Regions from separate parts of the Mus musculus genome. Here region 2 is linked to region 1. The links are chromatin loops, found by intact Hi-C in ENCODE. Cell type or tissue: left cerebral cortex. All regions are shown on one strand.

Region 1 (8,000 bases):
CCAGGCAGGACTCCCAGTGGAGGGATGAGGACAGTAATTCACCCACCAAATCTTCTATTCAAAATGTATCCAGCCTACAAGATGTACAGGGACAAATCACAGAGATGGAGGATATGGCCAACCCATGACTGCCCCAAATTGAGACCCATCCCATGGGCAAGAACTGACACTATTAATGATACTCTGTTATGCTTGCAGACAGGAACCTAGCCTAACTGTCCTTTGAGAGGATTCACCCAGCAGCCAATAGAAAGAGATGCAGAGACTCACAGTGTGGGAAGCCACATGTGCCGTTGCTGAGTGGCACTGACTACTGCTGGCCACCACGCATAAGATTGGACAAACAACCAATGTGTACATATGCAGTAAAGTTTTTTGCAAAGACACTGCCTGGCCCAGGCATGATAATGAGGTTCTGTAAGGTACTGAGAGTATAACCAATCAGATGTGAGACATGCAAATGAGGTATGATAATGAGGTTCTGTAAGGTACTGAGAGTATAACCAATCAGATGTGAGACATGCAAATGCGGTATGATAATGAGGTTCTGTAAGGTACTGAGAGAGAGTAGCCAATCAGATGAGGAACATGCAAATGAGGCTTAATGCATAACCAATCCGGGTGTGAGACACGCCCCTCCTAGGCCTATAAAAGTAGCACTAGTTCTGGGCTCGAAGTCTTTTCGCCTCTACAATCAAGCTCTCCCAATAAACGTGTGCAGAAGGATCCTGTTGCAGCGTCGTTCTTCCTGGCCAGTCGAGCGCGCGCAAGATCACAGTCAAATATTAGATGGAGCTTGGGGACCCGAAGAGGACAGGGACTCCACAGAAAGGCCAACCAAGTCAACTAACCTGGATGTGTGTGGGTTCCCAGAGCCTGAATCACCAACCAAAGAGCAAGCGCGGGCTGGACCAAGTCTCCTGTGTATACACTGCATGTGAGCAGCTTGGTCTTCATGCTGGTACCCCAACAACTGGAGCAGGGGCTGTTCCTGATCCTGTTGACTGCCTGTTGATCCCATTCCTCAAAATGGTTCAACTTGTCTGGCCTCAGCAGGAGAAGATGCCAATCACAGAAAAAACAGTGTGCTGTGATTTCACTTATATGACCCATCTCATAGCTCACAAAATCTCAGAAACAGAGAGGAGATATGAGGTTACTGGAGGCAGAAGTCAGAAAACAATGGAGAGTTATTACTAAGCTTTTTGTTTGTTTGGTTGGTTGGTTGGTTGGTTGGTTTGGTTTTTTCGAGTCAGGGTTTCTCTGTGTAGCCCTGGCTGTCCTGGAACTCACTCTGTAGACTATGCTGGCCTCAAACTCAGAAATTCGCCTGCCTCTGCCTCCCAAGTGCTGGGATTAAAGGCACACGCCACCACACCCGGCTACTACTAAATTTTTGTTTGTTTGTTTTGGTGGGTCATGGAAAGTTTGGGAAGTAGAGTTCACGGTTCTCCACCATGAATAAGTAATGCTATTCATATTTTTCCACAGTTCTTTAATATGTGAGTCAGGCTTAGGGCAGGTTCCTGGAAGATTATGACTTCCAGGCCAGCCTGGGCTATAGTTAGAATAGTGAGTTCCAGGCCAGCCTGGGCTATAATGTAAAAAATTTGTCTGAGAGAACCGTACAAAAAAAGAAACTTGTACAGGGATGTGGTGATTTGAATAAAAATGACCCTCATAATCCCATAGGGAATGCCACTACTAGGAGGTGTGGCCTTGGTGGAGTGGGTGTGGCACTGGTGGAGGACGTGTGTCACTGGGGGCAGGCTTTGAGATTTCAGATGCTCAAGACTAGCCAGTCTGTCTCAGTCTCTTCCTGTTGCCCATGGATTAAGATGTAGAACACTCAGCTCCTTCTACAGCACTATGTCTGCCTGCATGCCACCACACCATGCTTCCTGTCATGACGATAGTTTGATAGATACAAACCTCTGAATTGTAAACCAGGCCCAATTGAACGTTTTCCTTTATAAGAGTTGCCATGATCAGGCTGGAGAAATGGCTCAGCAGTTAAGGGCACTGACTGCTCTTCCGAAGGTCCTGAGTTCAAATCCCAGCAACCACATGGTGACTCACAACCATCCATAACGAGATCTGGCTCCCTCTTCCAGAGTGTCTAAAGACAGCTACAGTATACTTACATATAATTAATTAATTAAAAAAAAAAGAGTTGCCATGATCATGTCTCTTGACAGCAATAGAGACACTAAGGCAAGGGACACTTGTGTAGTTTCCTGAGGCTACAGCCAGGTCCCCACCTTCACAGGGGCACAGGTCTAATACAATGGTGCACCTAGTACAGGGTCCAAAATCAGAAGGGGATATGCAGAAAGCCTCAGTCAGTGTAATAGTTTGGAAGAGGGCAAAGCAAGAAGTATTTGAATAAACGTTCACGTTTATGGTCAGTAGACTTTGAGATTGTCATGACAGCTCTCTCGGGGAGTTCATGCAACCATCGAGTGTAGAAGTAACTGGATGCCAACATACAAATAAGAGAACTTAGATTTCTACTTCTCACAATACAGCAGAACTGAAGCATCATCTTTGTGTCTTTCTGTTGCTGCGATTAAACACCCTGAAATGAGCAATTGAAGCTAGAAATGGTTTATTTCAGCTCCCAACTTGAGGCATAGACTGCCATGTCTGGAAACAAGGCAATAGGAACCTGAAACAACAGCTCATGTCAGCTGAATGCATGATGCTGGTGTCAGTAAACACCCTGAAATGAGCAATTGAAGCTAGAAATGGTTTATTTCAGCTCCCAACTTGAGGCATAGACTGCCATGTCTGGAAACAAGGCAATAGGAACCTGAAACAACAGCTCATGTCAGCTGAATGCATGATGCTGGTGTCAGCTTGCCGTCTCCACTGTTATGCAGTCCAGGACCCTCTGCTGAGGGAATGGTGCCACCCACAGTGGGCAGGTAGTTCTACCTCAATAGTGAAATCAATATAATGCCCACAAGCTTGCCCACAAGCCCATGTGCCAGGGGATTTTAGAGTCTGTCAAATTGACAATTAAAACTAACAACCACACACATTTTGTAGATCTAAATACAACATCTGAAATTTATAAATCATAAACAGTCATAAGTTATAAGCAGTCATAAATCCTTGCTATTTTGGTTTATATAGTAGTGATTCCTGTGATATGATCCTGAAGCACAAGCAACCAAAAATGAATAAAAAAATAAACAAATAAATTGGACTTTTCCAAATAACAACCTTTTGAGGCTAGCCTAGTCTATACAGTGAGTTCTAAGCCAGCCAGATCTATACAGCAAAACCATCTCAAAACCAACCAACCAAACAAATAATGAAGTAACAAAATAACAACTGTGTGTGTGTGCGCGCGCGCACGTGCGCGCGCCTGCTTTAAAGTGTGTGTACCATGCTGTCTTTAGGGGGAAAGTCCTGGCAAGGTGGCCCAGAAATCAAAGTGTCTGCAGCCAAGCCTGAAGATCTGAGTTTGATCCCTAGGACCCATGTGGTGGAAGGAGAGAACCCACTCTTGCAAGTTGGCAAGTTGCCCTCAGACCTCATACATGAGCCATGCCATGTGAGTCCCACATACATAAACATATAATCATTCAACATTTTAAAAAATGGATATCAATAAAATTTGAAGACTACCAATAGAAATGAAAATATTTGCAAAACAAATGTTGAGGGGGACTTATATTGATACATATTAAAAGTATAACGACAATGAAAAGAAAAATAACCAAATTTATAATGTCGTGGGATGGGGCTGAGGTTTAGCTCAGGTTATATATTCTTAACACACTTGAGACCCCGAGTTCAACCCCCAACATGCGCTCGCGCGTACGCACACACACACACACACACACACACACACACACACACACACACACGATCTGTACATGGAAGGAAAACAATAGGAAGGGCATATGTCAGCTTTGTGACAAGCAGTCTCTGGGCAACCCCAAGCCTCTGCTGTATTTGCATTTGGTCTTGGGTGTCTGATCTGAGTCATTGCTGAACTTGAGCCAGCTTTTGTCTCCTCCCCAGCTTTCTTCTCTGATGTTTTCCCTAAGCTTGTGGCACAGGCCTGCCTAGGATCTTGGCCTGGGAGAAGAAGGGAGGAGAAAGAGATACAACACACATACGCAGATGAGCACGCGCACACACACACACACACACATACACATGCAGATTACCACACACACAGAGAGCAAGAGAGAGCCACTAGAAGGTTCTGCTCTCTCCACAGCATCTCTGCAGCGTCATCTGTACATACAGGACCTGCTAGGTACTACACTAACTCCTAAGAGGTGCTTCAGGTTTATCTTCCCAACATAGAAACTCCATGATTACTCCTGACTACAGGTAAGCACTATGTCACACCGTGCCACACAGTGAAGGACCGGAGACCATGTGACACTGCCCCAGTGCCTGGCTGTTCTAAGCACTTCCCCCATATTAACTTGTTTAACAGGACAGGTACTTTTATCTGTCCCAGGAAGCAAGAGCAGAAGGACACATGTTGTCCCAAAGAGGCCCCACTGCTAGGAGATAGTTGAGGCAGTCTGCTCCAGAGTTGGGGTTCCTACCATCACTGTACATTTAGAATCTCGACAAGGTGATAGGTACAGCACAGTTTTACTTGGTCCCTAGGTACAAAAGCCACTTAAATTTGTCTTGTTGGGAGAATTGGAGACCTACATAGAGCCAGACCATTTTAGTTCTGGGGCTGTGGAGATCCAAAGTCTGAAAATGACCCAAGCCCTTTTCCAGAAAAGTAAATAGTTGCATATGTAACTCTTGGGGTTTGTGGGCCCCCTGAAGTCCATGACAGGTTTGAGAACTTAAAAAGATTGGCTGGAGAGATGGCTCAGTGGTTAAGAGAACTGACTGTTCTTCCAGAGGTTCTGAGTTCAATTCCCAGCAACCACATGGTGGCTCACAACCATCTGTAATGGAGTCTGATGTGTCTGAAGACAGCTACAATATACTCATATAAATAAAATAAATGCATCTTGAGAGAAAGAAAGAGAGAGAGAGAGAGAGAGAGAGAGAGAGAGAGAGAGAGATTGGACCCAAGGTCTCCAGCTGTGTGAGTCTGGAGAGGGAAGCTGGACTTCTAGACACAGCCTGGCTGTGAGGCTGTGAGAGGCCATGTGGCCAGGGAGCACTGCTCCTTCCTGCGGCTTCTCTGCTTAGCACTGCAGAGATTAAACTACTCCCTTCCCGCTCCAAATCATCCCCTCCTGTTTCTGTACACATATATATCAAGAAAAGAAAGGCTTTATTGGGGATGATTTACCAGCATAGTATAAATCAAGAGACACGGCCAGCCTAAAGGAGTTACAGAATCCTAGAGACAAGGGGCTATAAATATAAACTGTTTCCAGTGTTCCCGAAGGGAGGCGTGTAAACGCAACTTCAGAGAAAAGAACAGATTGAAATCAACAACTGCTCCAGGGGGAGGCGGATGAGAAACCAAGCCGTAGGATGCACGGTGTGTTTCCTTTTTAAGCTCTCTTTGCTAACCTTGTTTTTATTCTTTGACAGTTTCATGCAGGTGTACAGTGTGCCTTGATCATACCCACCCACAGCTCTATGCGCCCCCATCCCTCACACCTCCTAACAGGCTCCCTTTCCCCCCACTTTACGCACCCCCATACACAGAATCCAATTAGCGCTGTCTGCTGGGATACTGGCTGCTCTTGTAATGACTTGATCTTCTGCAGGGGACCATAATTATATTTCCTTTTAAAAATAAATCAGGGGGCTGGAGAAATGGCTCAGAGGCTAAGAACCTTTACTGCTCTTCTGGAAGACCTGAGTTTAATTTCTAATACCCACATTGCAGCTCACAGCGATCTGCAACTCCAATTTCTGGGAATCTGAAGATCTCTTCAGGCATTCATATGGTACACATATGCACTCCAGCAAAACACCCATACACATAAAGTATAAGAGAAAAAATTTAGAGTAAAAAGTTTGGAAAGCCAAACGCGAAAGTCAGACATATCTGCCCCTACCCCCCACCCACAAGCCCTTTAAAGTTAACTTTTTTGTAATTGTTGGTTTGGTTTGGTTTGGTTTGGCTGTTTTTTTGTGACAGGGTGTTACTATATAGCCCCAACTGTCCTGTAATTCACTGTGTAGATCAGGCGGGCCTTGAACTCACTGAGTTCCACTCACCTCTGCTTCCCGAATGGCAGGTTAAAGGCTTGTGTCACCACACCTGGATCCTTAAGGCTAATGTCTTTGTTCTGTTATTGGCATCTTTAAGTAATACACTCAATTTTTCATGCTCTGTTCTAATAGGCAAGGATTTAGATATGTTAGCACCCATGTGACCCACATTTGTTTGTTTATTTGTTTGTTTGAGACAGGGTCTCATAAGTCAAGGTTAGTCTCAGATTTACTATGTGTCTGAGGATGGTCTTGAACTCCTGATCCTCTTGCTTCTGTCTTCTGGGTGCTGGGATCACAAGCATATACCACCATGCCCAGTCTTCATGCAGCGCTATGGAATGGAACCCAGGGATTTGTGTATATTAGGCAAGCATTCTACCGACTGAGCCATAACCCTATCCCTGTCTAGCTCATCTCACCTTCTTTATAGTTGGTTGAAGTCCATTTCCTGTTTATTATATCAGTAAGCACTGTAACTAAAAGACACACAGCTCAGACTGGAGAGATGGCTCAGTGATTAAGAGCACTGACTGCTCTTCTGGGGGTCCTGAGTTCAATTCCCAGCAACCACATGGTGGCTCACAACCATCCGTAAAGAGATCAGATGCCCTCTTCTGGGGTGAAGTGTAGTTACATATAACAAATAAAAAAATCTTTAAATACACACATACACACACACAAGAGTCTCTGCTCGCTGGGCATGGTGGCACACGCCTTTAATCCTAGCACTCGGGAGGCAGAGGCAGGCGGATTTCTGAGTTTGAGGCCAGCCTGGTCTACAAAGTGAGTTCCAGGACAGCCTGGGCTACACAGAGCAATCCTGTCTCAAAAAAAAAAAAAAAGTCTGAGCTTCTTAAGTCAACATGCAAAGTAACAGGTTTCATCATGGCATCTTCGCATCTTCATACATAGGTGTCTTTATACTTTGTTCTCACTAACCCCTCCCCCACTGCCCTCCCCCTCCAGCCATTCAACTTTAGACACTCTTTCCTGTTTCTCTCCAGCGCTGATGAGAATGGAGGCCGGAGGAAGCCAAACCCTGCCCAGGCCACAGTTGGCAAATGGGAAGGGTTGGAGACAAGCTCAGGTCAGCCTCAAGCCCCTGGACCGTCTCCAGCACAGAGTGTAACTGCTGTGGTCTGGAAACACTTACCCTGGCTCCCCTTGTGGAAGTGGGGTCACCTGCTATTTTTATAGCTGTTACTATACACGGCAATAGTTGCCCCGAGAACTGGGCTGTGCTCGGATCCTGAACACCTGTTACCTGTGAGTGGGGAGCATTCACGAGTGGGTTGCAGGTGCTGGACATCTGAGCCTTTGGAGGTCCCAGTTCTCTTGCTGCCTAGAGCAGTTCTGAAAGAGTCCCTCTAAAGCATTTGACAGTCCTAAGGGTGGTGAGGGGAAAGCCAGCTCAGAGATTTCCTCCTCAACGCTGTCACCTCATAGTAATAAAGCATAATGAAGGCGTGGAAGTGGCCGGCTGTTTATTTACTGTCCCACCCCCATTGTGCAAAGACATGGCAGGATTTCCAGGCATCACCTCATCGTCTCCCTCTTTGGTGGCACAGTGAACGACTGGATTTGTTCTCAATGCTCACTGGTGGTTAAAATCCCACATCAGATGTGGGCCCCACTGAAATACTTGTCTCAGGCTTTTCAGTTATCCTGCTATTTCATCAGAACCTGGAGTGTCCTCCCTGCCCGTGTTGACATCTGCAGAGTGGTATTCTGGGAAATGACTCACACCGGGCTCTCCTCAAGGCGCATACACCACGTTTGCTGGTTTCCCTGGGTGAAACAGTTTTGTTGATGATTTCAGGGAACCAACC
Region 2 (8,000 bases), 200 kb before region 1:
TCAGTATTAGGGAGAAGGAGGCTGGGAACCAAGGATGAATAGCCTGTGCTTTGGACCTCTGACCTCAGTGGTTTGTAAATAACTGCCTGGGATCAGCAGGGATGGCCCCAGGGCAAGCTGAGTGGCCCTTGAGTGAGTAGCAGAACTGACTTTGGAGGTGAAATTTGCCCAGGCACAGGGTGAACTGTAAGGGTGTTGAGCATACATAGGAGAGGGTCTTAGATGAGAGCACAGGTCTTCCAGGGATTTATTCTGGTTTGTGTGATCTGTTTGGCTTCCCCTTTTGTTTATTTGTTTGTTTTTTTATGTACCAGCTCCTGCTCTTTCTTCAAGCAGATATATTTTAGACTTCCGTGTCTCTTACTGGTGGCAGTGTCCCGGGGACAAGTCCAAGGGACTTGTAGCTATTCTGTGTCGCCATAACCAGCTCTGACAACCAGATCTGGTTAGATAATGATAGATCTGGTATATAATAGAGAGATAATGACTAAATCTGGTGTGCGCCCTGTGCTGGCAGACCCACTGGCACGATTTCCCCTGTTGGCATAGAGTTGGTCGCAGCTTCTTGGTTCTTTGTATGCAGAGCCAGCCCAGCTTGTCTCCTAACGCTGTCTTGTAACAAAACCAGTGGCTTATAAGCCAAATGTTTTGTTTGACTTGCAGAAATTATTTTTAAAAAATTAGATTACATTGCAACACATTCATGTCTGTAATTATACTTAAAAATCTGGATGCCTGACTCTTTGAAAGATGACTTAGAGTTTAGCAATTTCTGTTCTGCATTCTTGCAGTACTGGCGTTGAAACTGGGGCTGTGTGTGCCGGGCAGAAGCCTGGCCACTGAGCTACATTCCCAGCCCTGTGGGCTGAATGCCTAAAGTCAGGAGCTTGTTGGATCTGAGTAGGTGGAGATCTGCTCCTTCCTTGAGTAGGGTAGCAGGCAGGGAGACAGAATCAAGTGTCTGTCTGTCTGTCTGACTGTCGTGAAGTAGGGTCTCACTCTGCTTCTACTGTGTGGATTCCAGACGTCTTAGTGAGGGTTTCATTACTGTGATGAGACTGTAGTTGAACCAATTTAAACGTGTCCCTGTCTAGCTTACAAATGAATGAGACTCAGACTATGGTTATTTCATTTGGCTTTGACAATTACTGGGGGTAAACCCTAATCTACTTTTCTAGCTGCTGGCCTGGCGACTTCCCCAGTGGTATGCCCCAATTACTTCCTGTTTCTCCCGGCCATTGACCATGGCTCATCTCTCATGGTGGCTTCCTCCTCGTCCTGTTCTTTCTTATTTTCCTTTTTTTCTGCTACCCCCAACCAGGTAACTCAAAACCCACCTACCTCTCTTCCCTCCAGTAATTGGCTATACTATTTTTATTTAACCAATAGTTTTTAAATTAAGGAAAAGGTTTGCGCCACAAAACTAGACCTATAGGTATAGGAGTTAGTATTACAATACATAGCAACAGACCAAAACTCAGTAAGAGACACCATAACCAAGGCAATTCTTACAAAGGAAAACATTTAGTTTTTTGATTTCTTGAAACAGGGTTTCTCTGTGTAGTCCTGCTTGTCCTGGAACTCACTGTAGACCAGACTGGCTGGCCTTGAACTCAGAGACCCACCTGCCTGTGCTTTCTGAGTGCCGTAATTAAAGGTATGTGCCACTACCACCTAGCATTATGATTCATTTTATTTTTGGAGTGCGTTTGTTTGTCTCTCTCATGTATATGTATATCCATGTGTGTCTATATTCAATTTTGTTTTAACTTTTAACTTAAAAGCGATTCTTGTCAGGTAGTAGTGGCTCACACCTTTAATCCTGACACACCGGAGGCAGAGGCAGGTGGATCTATGTGAGTTTGAGACAAACATGGAAGCCTGCAGGCAGATATGGTGTTAGAGAGCCAAGAGTTCTACATCTTGATCTGAAGACAACCAAGAGGAGACTGCATTTCTACAGTGGGCAGAATTTGAGCATAGAGACCTTAGAGCCCGTCCCCACAGTGACCCACTTCCTCCAACAAGGCCACACCTCCTAAAAATGCTTTTTCCTATGGGCCAAGCATTCAAACACATGAATTTGTGGGGCCATATCTATTCAAGCCACCACCCCAGGGTGGAATTGAAGTTGTCAGTCATGGCAGCAAACTCTTCTACAAGGCTATCTTTCTAGCCTGGGATTCGGCTCTCATTCAGTAGCCCAGGCTATCCTCATAGATAGCAGACCTATCAGTATAACAGTTCTCCTCCCCCAGTTTTCTGAGTGTCAGGATTACAGGTGAGCCGCCCTGCTGCTTTAGAACTTGCTAGTTAACCTTTTTTTTTTAATTTATTAAGATGTTTTTATTGAGACAGTGGGTTAAGAACCCTGCCTATTCTTCCAGAGGATCCAGGTTAGGTTCCTAGCATGCATATGTATATACATATACATATATATTTATTTATGTGTATATATACATCTTACAACTCACCCATCTGTAACTTCCGTTCCAAGAATATGACCCTCTTCTGTCCTCCGCAGGTACCAGGCACGCACGTGGTACACATACCTACATTTAGGCAAAACACCCATGCACATAAGTAAAATAAATAAATTCTTTTAAAATTAAATGTTTTATTCCATTTGATTTTGTGTGTGTGGTGGGTTCATGGTCTGCCACTACTTATTTTTATTTGCTGGAGGGCAGAGGGGAGGAGCTTGGTGTTGTCATGACACAGCCTTGGAGGGCAGGGGACACCTGGCAGGGAGTCAGTTCTCTCCTTCTATGCGTGGGTCCCAGGGATTAAATTCAGGTTATTGGGGTTGTCAGATGTCCCTTAACCCGCTGAGCCATCTCTTCAGCCTTATAGACTACTGTTGTTTGTTTGTTTGTTTGTTTTTGAGACAGGGCCTCTCTATTATGTAGCTCCATCTATCTTGGAACTCTGTAGATCAGGCTAGCCTTGAACTCATAGAGATCCACTTGCCTCTGCCTCCTGAGCTCACCCCATCTAGTCTGATCTATTTCTTGCACTTCTGACACCTACCCACTAGATGGCAGTATCACCTTGAAACTACATCCCGAGTCCTTGTTTTCACGGCTTGTATCACATCACTTGGCTGTGATTATTCTACCGGCGTCCGTCAATCAGATCCAGAGTGCTATGCTGGCTTTGCTGGCTTTTCAGTTTCTGTGCACACTTCCATACCGATTGCTCTTACGTAGAGACTGACAGACGTCTTCTCTAGGTTGTAGGTGGTTGGTGAAGAATGCTGTGAATCTGGCGTGATTATTTGTACTTGGAGGACCATGTGTTTTTCTGGTTGCTTCTTCTGGCTTCACTTGGCTCTGAAGTCCTTACATGGAAGATCTAGTCCAGGGACAGTGGAGAGGCATGGGGGCTGTGGAAAGACTGGGGGCGGGGGGCAGTGGAGAGGCGTGGGGGCTGTGGAAAGACTGGGTGTGGGGGGCAGTGGAGAGGCATGGGGGCTCCCACAACTGAAGACTGCAGTGATTGGGGAGTCCTTCTGTCACAGCACTTAGACTTCTGGAAATTTGGGGCTATAAAAATTGGAAGAAATTACTACCATTTAATTGACTATCGTCTGAGACCAGCCTCCTGAAGACAGGTGAAGCTGTGTTTGCCCTTTAATGTCCGTTGCTCCAGCTGTAGCCAATTCTTAGCTTTCCTCCTTCTCTTTATCTTAGGGTTCTTAGTAGCCACCCCAGAAGGCAAGAGCAGAGTACCTTCTCTTCCTCAAAGCAATAGAAATAGACAGCTTATGGTGAAATGGAAAGGGGCTAGTGAGATGGCTCAGTGGGTGAAGGGCCTTGCTACAGTGAGATGGCTCAGTGGGTGAAGGGCCTTGCTACGGAGCCTGACGTTTGGAGTTCAAGACCTCCCTCCACCGTGGGAGGGGAAAAGTGACCCCCGCAAGTTGTCCTCTGACCACATACATACTATGGTGTGCACACACAGTACTTTGATCTATTTGTCTTTGAGACAGTGTCTCACTATGTAACCCTGGCTAGCCTGGACCTCATTATGTAGATCAGGCTTGCCTTAAACTCTTAATTATCTGTCTGCTTCTGCCTCCCAAGTGCTGGGAGTAAGGCTGAGATAGTTATCTATACCAAGGCCCTGATTTCTGAGCTTCATTAGTTAGCCAGTCTAAATATGTAGACTTAAGATGACATCTACCGTTGTCCTCCAATGTCCACGCATACATGCGAATACCTGTAGACATGAAAACATGCTTATTCACAGAAGAGAGAGCGGCCTGTTAGGAAAAGATTAGGACAGTCAATGTAAATGACTTCCAACCTGCATCTCTTTATCCCTAGAAGGGAAACTTGGAGCTTAGGTTCTTTTAAATGGTAGCATGAAACTTGGAGCTTAGGTTCTTTTAAATGGTAGCATGGAACTCTGGAACGTTCTGTCCTATAGTCTTGGCCTACTGAGTAAAACCAGTGTTTTCCGGCTCACCACCTATGGCGCTGGCTTCCCATAGCTTTGCCACCTGCTGAGTATTTTTATTTGTCCCTAGACTCCAACTGTAGGTCTCAAATGCCCACTTGCCCTTAGACAATCCGGTAAATAGCTTGACTGCATTGGCATGAAATGTGCTCTGGGCCTCAGCATGCTCCCAGCTGATAGTTTTCTATCACCTTCACAGTCCCCAAAGCTGAGTCCACGTAGCTGTGACATCTTCTATGCGACTCCTGCAGATGGGTCTGGAATCGGTTAGCCTGTCAGCCACACTGTAATCTGCTCTCGACTGTGCTGGCCGGGCCCTGCAGTGGTGGTTTCTTTCTAGTGCCTCAGCTTGCAGCGCCCTGCTCCATTACCAGTTCAGCAACCGGAATGAATTCTAACAGTGTACGACCGACCGACCATGTGATCTGTGTTCAAAACCCTGTCATGGCCTCCCATCACACCAGAATAAAATAGTCTCTGTGCTGGCCATCACTCCCGGTTTCCAGGTGGCCAGCAGGTGCCTGCTCAGGGTCCTGGCACATGCTCATCTTTTTGCCATTTGGCTCGAGGAAAGCCACTGGCCTGTTGTGAGCCTGTGCTTCATTTGTGAGTGGCATATAGAATGCCTTCTTACTTGACAAGGGGGTTGTCTCAGGAGTGCCCACCTGTTCTACTGTTGTTTTTCCTTCTCCTTCTCCTCCTCCTTCTTCCCCTTCTCTTCCAGCCAGTTTTTGTGTCTTTCTAGTAGTGACACACTATGATTTTGCTTAGGTTGAAATAAGCTTTGGCCTACCACATGCCCCTCTGCCTTCCTATCCCATCTTTGTTTTTGAGTCAGGCTGGATTCAAACTCATCATGTAGCTGGCGATAACCCCACACTCCCGACCCTCTTGCTCCTACCTCCCAGTTGCTGGGGTTAAAGGCTTTCACACCATGCCCTGCTTGGCCAGTAGAGTGCTGGACACAAGGCACTTTGTACTCCTGTTATCTGACCTCGGCCCTCCAGTACCTTGATTGACAGCCTAGAGGAGAGGGAGTGGGAAGAAGAGGCGAGCCTCGGAACTTGACAGCAGAGCTCAGAGCTTGCCCTCAGCTCTGTCCCCATAGCACAGCTCATTGCCTTGATGGGGAGCAGCAAAGGCGGGGACCGCAGGGACGTGGACACCGGCAGCTGCCAGGCAGTCTGTGCTTGTTTTACAGCAGAGCTGCCTCCATGGTCCAGGTCAAATCCGGTTGAAAACCAGTAGCAACAACAGAAGAAACTCCAAAACTATGGCCTATTCTTTTTTGAACTTTATTCTTGTGTTGAGTAATGCTTTGAAAAAAACAAGGTCACTAACTAGAAATAAAAGTTGGAGTAAAACAGTGATTTAAAAAAAATTTTTTTTATTGAAACATAGTCTTTGCTATGCACTAATGTGCCTGATACTTATATGTAGCTCAAGCTGGCCTCAGAGGCCCAGTAATTTGCTTCGGTCTTGTTGAATACTGGGATTGAAGAAGTTTCCCCCATACACCCTGATTTTATTTTTTATTTTAAGACAGGCTCTCTTAAGTTGCCCAGGGTGACCTTGAACTCACTTGTAGCCCAAGCAGACCTTGAATTTTTGACCCTCCTGAATAGCTGAGCCACCATTGCCTGCTGGCCCTTAAGATCATGATAGTCACTAGGCTGGGTCTTCTGCAACGGTGATTCTCTCTTAATTGTTGAGCTACGTCTTCAGCCCCCAATTGAGGTATTTTAAACATCTTCCCCTGCACTTGCCTGGTTCAGTCCTCATCGTTAAAAGTTACAGAACAATCTAAGGTCAGTTGAGGGAAGTTGGTGGGAAGGCCATGAGACACACACTTGTTAGATAATGTCCGTCAGCGAAGGTGGTTTTAACTTCCAAGAGATGTATCCAGTGCTCTGCCTCACTTACGCTTGCCATGAAGTAAGTGGTAACTCCTTCCACCTTTTCTTTCCCTCTAGGCAAATCAGGGATCGACTGAAGAACCAGGTAACTCGGATGCAGGAGCAGGTACCTGGCTTCACCCCTGGCCTGGCAATCCTGCAGGTATTGGAGCATCTTATTCCCGTTAACACCATTCTTACCTAGCCTCTTCACAGCAGTAGAGGCTGCAGCACTTCAGACCTGGGCCTCCCACCTTGTGAAACCTCAGACACACCCATGGCTTCTCACTGTGGGCTCCCATTTCTGGTACCCAGCTTCCCGGTGCTGGTTTATCTTGCTCTATGACAGTATGGTGGGTGCTTTTCTCCTTTTTTTGTTGTTTTAAGGTAGGGTCTCATATATGCCAGTGATATGGAGATAGGCTATGTAGGCAAGGGTGACCTTGAACTCCCGTCTTCTGCCTCTGCCTCCCAACTTCCAGGATTGTAGGCATGTGCCACCTTGCCTGGCTTTGTGTGGTGCTGGGGATGGAACATGGGGCTTTCTGCATGCTGGGCAAGCCCTCTCCCCACTGAGCTGCACCGTTAGCCCTGCCCACTAGGTCTTCTTAGGACCTTTTGTACTTTTTTTTTTTTTTCCAAAGATTTATTTATTAGAATAAGTTCACTGTAGCTGTCTTCAAACGCACCAGAAGAGGGTATCAGATCTCATTATGGGTGGTTGTGAGCCACCACGTGGTTGCTGGGATTTGAACTCAGTACCTTTGGAAGAGCAGTCGGTGCTCTTACCCACTGAACCATCTCACCATCCCCCTTTTGTACTCTTAAACTTTAAACAGAACTTAGCTATGAATACTTACTGTGTTGGGAATAAAATTTGGGTTTATGTATTTACTTATTTTCAAGCACATTAATTCTTGTTAAAAGATTTTTGTTTTTTTGGACTGGGTCTCACTCTGCAACCCTGGCTTGAAACACAGTAAGTAATAACTCGGAGTTATTGATAGGAAGTGGAGTCTAACAACATAGAGGGTAGTATCTACCCAGCTCTTGTGCTGTTTAAGGATTATTGTAAATATAAAGGCTTTTACTGGGGAACTAAAGGGTCAAAGGTAGGGTAGAAACCCTGGGTTAGGATTAAAAATTTTCAGCAACACTGGCTGGTCCGAAATTCCCTATGTTGAATTATACATTATTTATAATTTAATTATTTTTAAGTACCTGTGTAAGTGTGTGCCCTTGTGTAGGTGTGTGCACACATGAAGGCAGCAAGCCAGTGAGTCCAGGAGGAGGGACCAGGTCCCCAGCGTGGGTGCTGTGAGCACGATTCTTCCTCTGAACTGCCGAGCCAATGGAAACTCTTGATATGTTAAAGTAAACATCATGGAGAGAGAACCGTGTTTGAGACAGGCCCTGCTTTGTACCCCAAGCTGACATTGAACTTCAGAGTACTGAGACTGTAGGTGTGCACTACTGTGCCTGCTTTAGAACTTTTCAATAGTAAAATTTGGTGAGAAGGCATGCATTACCTGCGGAAAACTTAAAACCAACAACAACAAAAAACCCCAACCGTACACATTCATTGACTCGGTGTGTGTGCGTGTGCGCCCTGCCTGGCGCTCCTGTGGGATTCAAAGGTAGCTC

What was found. A loop is a pair of places that touch in the nucleus more often than their neighbours do. Peaks named below come from ENCODE experiments on the same cell type or tissue, not always from the same donor. Only the 100,000 strongest peaks of a DNase experiment are listed, where the experiment ranks them.
Region 2: a loop joins it to region 1, with 2.3 times the contacts of the local background. A loop is called at or near these places in 12 of 42 quality-filtered maps.

The regions. Positions count from the first base shown.
Region 1 is chr12:76,459,573-76,467,572 of GRCm38, forward strand. No RefSeq gene overlaps it. Among named protein-coding and RNA genes, the nearest start is that of Gm10451, 19 kb to the left of the region's middle. In left cerebral cortex, no CTCF peak of the experiment used is centred here; DNase peaks (open chromatin) are centred at 4,036 and 5,422; H3K27ac peaks cover 292 bases.
Region 2 is chr12:76,263,984-76,271,983 of GRCm38, forward strand. It overlaps Mthfd1 (methylenetetrahydrofolate dehydrogenase (NADP+ dependent), methenyltetrahydrofolate cyclohydrolase, formyltetrahydrofolate synthase), which reads left to right. Exons shown (of 28, transcript NM_138745.2): 2 at 6,435-6,519. Among named protein-coding and RNA genes, the nearest start is that of Gm40444, 8.0 kb to the right of the region's middle. In left cerebral cortex, a CTCF peak has its summit at 3,047 (motif pointing right); DNase peaks (open chromatin) are centred at 571, 815 and 3,069; H3K4me3 peaks cover 256 bases; H3K27ac peaks cover 819 bases.